3 separate regions of the Mus musculus genome follow, and regions 1 and 3 are each linked to region 2. A link is a loop called in an ENCODE intact Hi-C map of the cell type or tissue named here. Cell type or tissue: heart. All regions are shown on one strand. Region 1 overlaps Efnb2 (ephrin B2). Region 2 overlaps Gm39127 (a long non-coding RNA gene). Region 3 has its middle 3.2 kb from the start of Efnb2.

Evidence for each region. Peaks named below come from ENCODE experiments on the same cell type or tissue, not always from the same donor. Only the 100,000 strongest peaks of a DNase experiment are listed, where the experiment ranks them.
Region 1: it touches region 2 in a loop (4-fold over the local background); 4 of 42 quality-filtered maps call a loop at or near these places.
Region 3: a loop joins it to region 2, with 10 times the contacts of the local background. A loop is called at or near these places in 4 of 42 quality-filtered maps.

The regions. Positions count from the first base shown.
Region 1 is chr8:8,657,658-8,660,157 of GRCm38, reverse strand. All of the region lies in intron 1 of Efnb2 (ephrin B2), which reads left to right. Among named protein-coding and RNA genes, the nearest start is that of Efnb2, 2.3 kb to the left of the region's middle. In heart, a CTCF peak has its summit at 1,114; DNase peaks (open chromatin) are centred at 417 and 1,147; H3K4me3 peaks cover 2,500 bases; H3K27ac peaks cover 2,409 bases.
Region 2 is chr8:8,736,125-8,738,624 of GRCm38, reverse strand. The region is part of intron 2 of Gm39127 (a long non-coding RNA gene); the gene reads right to left. Among named protein-coding and RNA genes, the nearest start is that of Gm39127, 14 kb to the right of the region's middle. In heart, no CTCF peak of the experiment used is centred here; a DNase peak (open chromatin) is centred at 1,114.
Region 3 is chr8:8,663,157-8,665,656 of GRCm38, reverse strand. No RefSeq gene overlaps it. Among named protein-coding and RNA genes, the nearest start is that of Efnb2, 3.2 kb to the right of the region's middle. In heart, no CTCF peak of the experiment used is centred here; no DNase peak of the experiment used is centred here.

The DNA.
Region 1 (2,500 bases), 78 kb after region 2:
CGGGGCTACAGACACACATTGGCGGGCTCCGAGAGATGCTGCGCTTGCGAGGAGCGCGGGAGCCACGGGCCGGGGCCCAGCGAGAAGGCGACAAGAACTGAGAGTCTGGGGTGGTGGAGCGTCCCTTAGAGGAAGGGAGCTGGGCCCGGGGCGTCCCTGAGCCGGGATACCTCGGCGCCTTCTTGCTAGCCCGAATGTGCGCGGGGAGCTCGATGGCTCAGCCAGAGAGCTCAGGCGGCGAGCTCTCTGCATGTCGGCCTCTCCCTTCGCGTCGGAACTGGTGGTCTAGGTCCAGTGCGGCGCGGTCCACTTAGGTGGCTTAATTTTAACGACGCCTTCAGGGCCCTACCCAGTCAACGCTGCAGCCTTTGCACTTGGGGAATCGGGAGTCAGACTTGCTTTTAGCAAAGCGCACAGTCGGGAGAAAACCAGGCCTGAGACTAACTTTCAGGTCTGGTCTCCCTGAGTGCGCTCCTTGTTTCGAAAATGCTAGCCATCCCTTGGAATACGCAGCCATGGCCCCAGTAACCGTGCCTGGGTGCTGCTTCTTACCTCATTTCCCAACCACCGCCAGAAAGTGCTGTGCGGAATTCTGGACTCAGCCCTAGGAGAGCGTGGAGACGCGGCTGGCTCCTGGTTGGAGTCAGACCTTTCAGATTAGAAGCAAAATCAATGGCCTAATTGGAGTTGAGCGTGCGGTGCACGGCTTCAGAGTAGAGGTGAACGAATTGTTTTTGAAATTACCACATAAGCAAAGAATTGTACCTACTCTCTTGAAAGTGGTAAATTTCAAATTCAGCAACATAATTGACCAAACACGTTTCCCTTCGAAAGGGCAAAAAAATCTATAGTTGTAAATGACTCAAAACATTTTTTTTTTTTTTGCCTGCTGCCAGGAGGCCCTTGTTTTAAACTTACTGCGGCCCCCCTCTAACGTAGTCTTGATCTGTTAAAGAATTTTTTCGTTTTGTTTTGTTTTTTAAAGCAAGGTGTTGCATTTGCTCTCCTGGCGTGGTATCTTTGCATCCACACGGGATCTACAGGCACCTGGTGGTGCCCGAAGGCGCCTGGCTGGGATCTGAGCGCTGCAGCCTTTGCCATTCGGACTGGGGCCCTGGTGGTAGCTGCTGCTGACGCTCGCGGTGCCTACAGAGGTCACCCTTCCCTGCCGAATGCTAGCTATGAGCGCGCCCATCCCCCCATCCCTTCCCTGGGCTGCCTCCCTCTCTCCACTTTGCACTTTCACTCACAGCCTCTTTTGGGGAGGCCGAGTCTCCCCCCCCCCCCCCACTGCCTAGATTTAATATTTATATTTAAGTCTAATTTAAAGAAATTCCCATTAAACCCCTTCTGAGTAACATAACCATCTTTTCTGTTCATAGTGACCACTATACTTGGGTGTGCAGACGGAAGGATTAGAAATACTGATTTGTTTAAACAGCACTGCCACCAAGTGCACGTAGCACTTGGAGAATCATGTCTTTGATTTGAAACCTGTTATGTTAGGGAGGGATTTGATCTTCAACAGGATAGTTTTCCGAGCTGTGGCCACAGATGTATAGAGAGCTGCTAGGGCCCTGGGTTTTGGAGGAGCAGGCCTCCCTGTACCGTGCAGTTGTGTGATTACTCCCTGGCCTCCACAATAAAATGTCTTAGAATTTTCTTGAGGATGGCTGGAAGTCTTTGGAAAGCCTGTGGCTGAATGCTGTCTGTGAGATCAGAAAGACTTCTTCCTCGGAAGAGTAACACAAAAGAGCCTTTTAGTTTTTAGTGCCTGGCATCGCCTCCCTTGTTCACTTTTTCAGAGAAAAGTTTCTGTAGGTAAAATGTGGCAGGTAGGTAGCCAGACGCTTGGAAGCTTTACCTTACTTTGCATGAACAAGTCACTTGTCATGAAACAGGCATTGGTAATTAGATTTGTTTCATTCTGGGGTCAGCCTTTTTAGCAGGTGGTCGACACAGGGAGCATGCAGCAGCTGCTTGCTTGTAGAGCCCAGAGAATCCTTTGTAAACTGGAGTCTCCATAACTACTTTAATCACATTGCCTGCCATCCCATCCTGGAGAGTTTATGTAATAATCAGAAGTTCTGTGTACTCAAAGATTATGTGGCTGCCCTGTCAGATTAGTCACATTGTATCTGAAGATGTGGGCGCTGTTTAGGTCACTTTTCAACTATTTTTAAGTTCTGGAAAGAGTTGCAAAGCCTGGCAACCATTTCTAATTAACATTTCAGTAGAACCCCCTCCCCACTGTAGTGTCTTAGCCGGAATAAAGCGGTGCCTGCTTGTTGTGGTTTTGATGGGTAGTAGTTTCACTTGGGCTTAGCAACTCTACACTGGCAGAGGATTCTAAAAGAAATTACACCCTTGAATATTTCCTTCCAGTATTAATTTATGTCTGGTTTTTTTTTTTAATTCTATAAGTCACACATACATACTAGTTAATTTACAGAGCACTGTGCTTTTCCCATGCAATGTTTTTCCACACATAATACTGAAT
Region 2 (2,500 bases):
GGAAACCTGAAGAGCACTTTGACATCAGACATGGAGGTGCAGAGTTTAGAGTTTGCCCGGCTGGTTTTCAGTCTTGCCTTGGTCTAGTATTTCCTCGTATCTTTCTTTCCCTCCCTTTTGGAATTGGCATGTATATCCTGCGCCATTGTATGTTACAAGTATGTGATCTGCTTTTTCATTTTGATTTTACAGATGGTTATAGTTAAGAGACTGCCATGAATCTCAGAAAAGACTTTGAACTTTGGACTTTTGAACAATGTTGAGACTATTATAGACTATGGGGACTTTTGAAGTTGGACTAAATGCATTTCTGCATTATGATATTTCTACAAGCCTTTGAGAGCCAGGGAGTGGAATGTGATTATTTGAATAGGAATGGTCCCCCATAGGCTCAGTGATTTGGATCCTTGGTTATCAGAGAATGGCACAACTGGGAGGTGTGGCTTTGTCCGAGAAAGTGTGTCACTGGTTTCGAGGTTTCACAAATAGTCAAGCCAGCCCCAGTGTGATTCTCTCTTCCTGCTGCCTTCAGGTCCAGATGTAGAACTCTCTGCTCCCTTTTCAATGCCTCATCTGCCTGCACGCCACCATGCTTCCCATCATGATAATGGACTAAACCTCTGAACTTGTAAGTCAGCCCCAATTTGTGCTTTCTTTTTAAGAGAACCAAGCTCCGTTCAGTGGTTAGGTCTAGGGGAGAAGCTCCCACATTCTGTAGCAGACAACACCTCTAAGAAAAGATAGGAGATGTGCGAGGTAAGACAAAGCTAACGAGAGAGAAAGAAGTGGAGAGCCCCAAGCTTCAACAGACAAGAATGGATGAGTATACAGAGCCAGACCATAGGTAAAGATGCAGAAGGTCCTGTGCTGCTGGCTTTCTGTACTTTGCTGGGCTGTGCTCTGACCATACCTTCCCAACTCCCCAGAACCCTGAATGGTCAGGTCAGGCCCACAATCACCATTTCACAGCAAAGGAGACCAAGGGTCAAAGAGACTTGCTTTGTCTCCCCAGCTTCACCCTCCTGCTCTGTCTTACTGCCTTCCTTCTGTGAGCCGAATTGTTGTGGAGTAGGAAAAGCGCTCTCATGAACCACAGGCACACAGCTAAGAACAATGGGTGGAAGCTGAGCTAAGCCAGATCTCAGCCCCACATCAAGAAGAACTCCAGTGCCAAGGCTGTGTCCAGACAGAAGGTACTGCCTTTGGAAACTGAGTTTCCCATGGCCAGAGACATTTGAGCACAGTTGGGCGGGGGGAGTGGGGGGGGAGCTGGAAAGGATAGTGGACTAACAAAAACCCAATGGATCAGATGCCTTTTTGGCTCCTCCCCACACACTCATCATCTTAAAATCATTTTCCAAACTCAGAGGAGAAAGGCTCGTCCTTACCCCCACAACATTTCCTTCCAGCAACCAAACAGGACACTACAGAAAAGAGCTGTCCCAAGAGTGAGCTTAGCCCTTCCCATGAGGGAAGCTGACTCCAGCATCTTGGTACAAGGATGTCTCAGCTAGGAAGTGTCCAGAGCCTCCATACTCCGCAGCATACAACTGGCAGCCTCTTCTGCCTGTACGACCATGCAGTAGGGGGTGGTAACCCAATACCTTACAAAAAACCAGCAGAATGAAATATAAACTACAAACCAGCACAGCTTCCCTGACACGACATTTTGCAGAGAAAGCCGGTGGCGCGAGTGTTTAAGCGCCTCACAACGTCTACATTGTACTGTGGAGTTATTTTTAATGAAGCTGTTATTATGCCACAAAAATGCAATAAAACATCTGAAACCTGAAGTTTCCTATTTTTATCGACTCCTGTAAAAACTTCCAAAAAAGTAAAAAAGATTTGTTTTCAAATGTATACGGGAATAATTGGATAGAGAGTTTCCAAGCCAACTTTCCACTTGCAGTGAAATCTAGAGAGTATTGTTTCATAAGCCACCAAAAATATGAAGGACAGATGAAATATTATGGAATATTAAACTAATCAAATATAACATACCTTAGAAGGAGCCACTGGTTCACTATCCCCTGGTGTAGGTCAGCACAGAGGTCTCTTTTATACAATAATATAGTGTTCACAAATAATCAGGTTTTACCTGAGTAGTGAAGTACTTCTGGATAGAAAAGCTGTCTATGTGAAATTCTGAACATGAACCCAGAGTGTGAAGGGCTGGTTCTCTACTGACCAGTCCAGAAGCATCGCATTGTTCTGAGCGGTTCACAGAGACAATCGACTGGCGCCTTGACTTCTCTCTCCCCAGGACAAATCTCAGCTGACCCTTGCTGTAAGCTCGGGAAACTATCATGCAAAAATGCACAACCGTGAGGGTTGAGCAAATGAACGCCGGTGCACAGAGTTTGTATGCAGTGGCATTTGCCACAGAAACTTCTGCAAGCCGACCAGATCTTACCATGTCCTTAAAGGTGCAGCTGCACAGTAAGGCCTCTCCCGGGTTACGATTTCAGATTCAATTTTCAACTCTCACGTTTCTTCAAAA
Region 3 (2,500 bases), 73 kb after region 2:
ACATTCAAGGTTTGGACATGTTATTTAAAAGTTGCTTTTGCTCTGCTAGTGTTCTAAGCACTACTTGAAGAGTAGCCTGGGCTCCAAATACTTGAGATCAGCCTTTTCGTGCCTTTACTCTGTCACTCAGTTTCTTCTGCCACATGTGAAAAGAAATCACAGTTGCTAGGTGATGGAGTGTCTGGTGTTGGAGACTCGGAGATATACTGGATTGTTCCTGGGCTTAGTAACTGATTACTGTCGAGTGCCAGACTACAGGAAAGAAGATGTCATTGTCAATAATATGCACCCACCTTTTACTTCTAATGTAGTAGCTTGTTTCTTCATTTGTTCCATTGCTTTTGTATGCATATTATAAAAGCTAATCTTTCCCACTCTTAGCAGTTCAGATGTTCCCTAACTTACTAAATATAAATATGCCTTTAATTCAGTTTTGTTAATTCTTGAGTTACTTGAAATTCTTGATGCGTTATAGAATCATTGACTGTTTATTTTTATTATAGTATTTAAATTTTGTAGTTATTGCCATTAATATTGTGGAGTTTGCAGAAATCTCAACTGTATAAACTAAGCCTTTAAATTAGCTTGGTGTGAGGACTCTTTCATGCTTCAAATAGGGGAAGGGAACCCTACACGAGGACTTTAGTTTCACTTAGGATGTAGTAAATGAGCTTGTTGCTGTTCTTAATTATGACCTGGTCAGTTAATTGTACTGGCATATGTCTCTAGCTTGTGTGTGCGTGCGTGCGTCTGCTTGTGTGCCCACCTGCCTCTGTGTGTGTGTGTGTGTGTGTGTGTGTGTGTGTGTGTGTGTGTGTGTGTATGGCCATTTTTCTTCAATATACTATAAATGTACTGTAAGTCAGTGGCTTTATATTTCTCATAAGTTTAAGAAGGATAAACACAGAGTCTAGTACCATTTCACTTAATGTCTGAGTCATGCTTTATTTAGGATCCTCAGTTTGTTATTGAACATCCCATTCTGCTAGTAACTCAAGCTTCTGGTATTACAGTTGTCTTCAGTTCAGTTGCTTTTCACCTAGAGCTTTCACTATACTTTGCATTATTGCCCTGAGAGATGCCGAAGATGGGGCTAAAATCACCTGCTCCAAAAGTATTGTAAATACTTGCTATTAGGTTTAAAGGTGAGGTATGCAGATGGGTGTTCCCCAGCAGTAAGCCTTTTTTACCTTGCCATCTGTGAAGTGTATGTTGATGGTTTTAGAATTGAGTTGTCCTGGTGAAGGATGCTGTCACCATAATGTAGGTTTGCACTGGCGAATGCATGGCACCATACATACATTTGTAGCCAGTTGCCATCTGTTTGGCACAGTTGGGTCACTCTCCTTGTATGGCGTATAGTGAAATTACTGGAGAAAGTGGTTTTTGAAATAGCCCCAGAGCAGGCCAGAGTCCAGAGGATTCCAGTGTCAGAGCCCCTCAGCCCTATCTGTTAAAGCAACTCCCAGTGCTTGTTTTGTTTTGCTTTGTATTAGAGTGCTCTGCAAAATAATGTGGAGGTGCCACTTTGACACTCCAGACATTGTTGGATTGACCAGCACTATTTGAAAAGAACATGGCTCCTTCTCCAATCCTCAGACGACTGATTGGAGGATGTGGAAATGATTGTATTTTTCACACTTAAACTTTGAAACCAGTAAATTAAAGAGCAGTGCATGTTGATGACCCAGCCATTTCATACAATCATATCTTGTTCAATATCTCAGTACCTGCAGGATTAGAATAAAAGATGTTTCTTTACATGTGGGTGGTCCTTGGTTCTCTTAGGGTAAATGACTGTTCACTTGGGATTAATTGCCTGATAAGGACTTAAACTTGGGACTGGTTGGCTCTAAGTTCTCTTGGGCCTTTTATAGCATGGAGCTCTCCCTTTAACCTAGGTATTGCCCTCAGTGGTTCCATTTGTAGCTTACAAGCAATGGCATTTGACTTTGCATGTTCCTATCCAAGTACGTAATCAGTTCCTAGAGCAGAGACTTTGTTTAGAGGAAGGCCAGTTACCTACTTGGATTTGCCCACCACAATACCTCACACAGGTTGTTGGGTGGGCCTCTAGACCTCTCAGTTCACATTAGGAAAAAGGCTTCATTTTCTACTACCTATGCTGGTGACAGTAAACAAATATAGTACCATTACTGCATTTGAAGCATACTGTTTTTCCATTAATACATAAAGGAAAAGGTTGAACGAGAGCCAGTTGACTGCAACCCGTTCCTAAAGAATGTGATCGCGCTTTCCCTGCAAATGAACGATTTGGAGCTGTTAGTGTGGTCAAGTTGCAGAACAGTCTGAGGACCAAACTGGTTAGCATTGGCTTAGAAGCCTGGTGTGTCGTACATTTTTGCTGGCTAATAGATTGTTCTTTGTGAAATTTCAGCTTTGCTGCCACTCTGTAAGAAATCATTTATATTTTGTAATACATTGTACTTTTAAAATTCCCAAGTCTATTGACTGAGAAGCATCCTTAGCTTTAGGAACC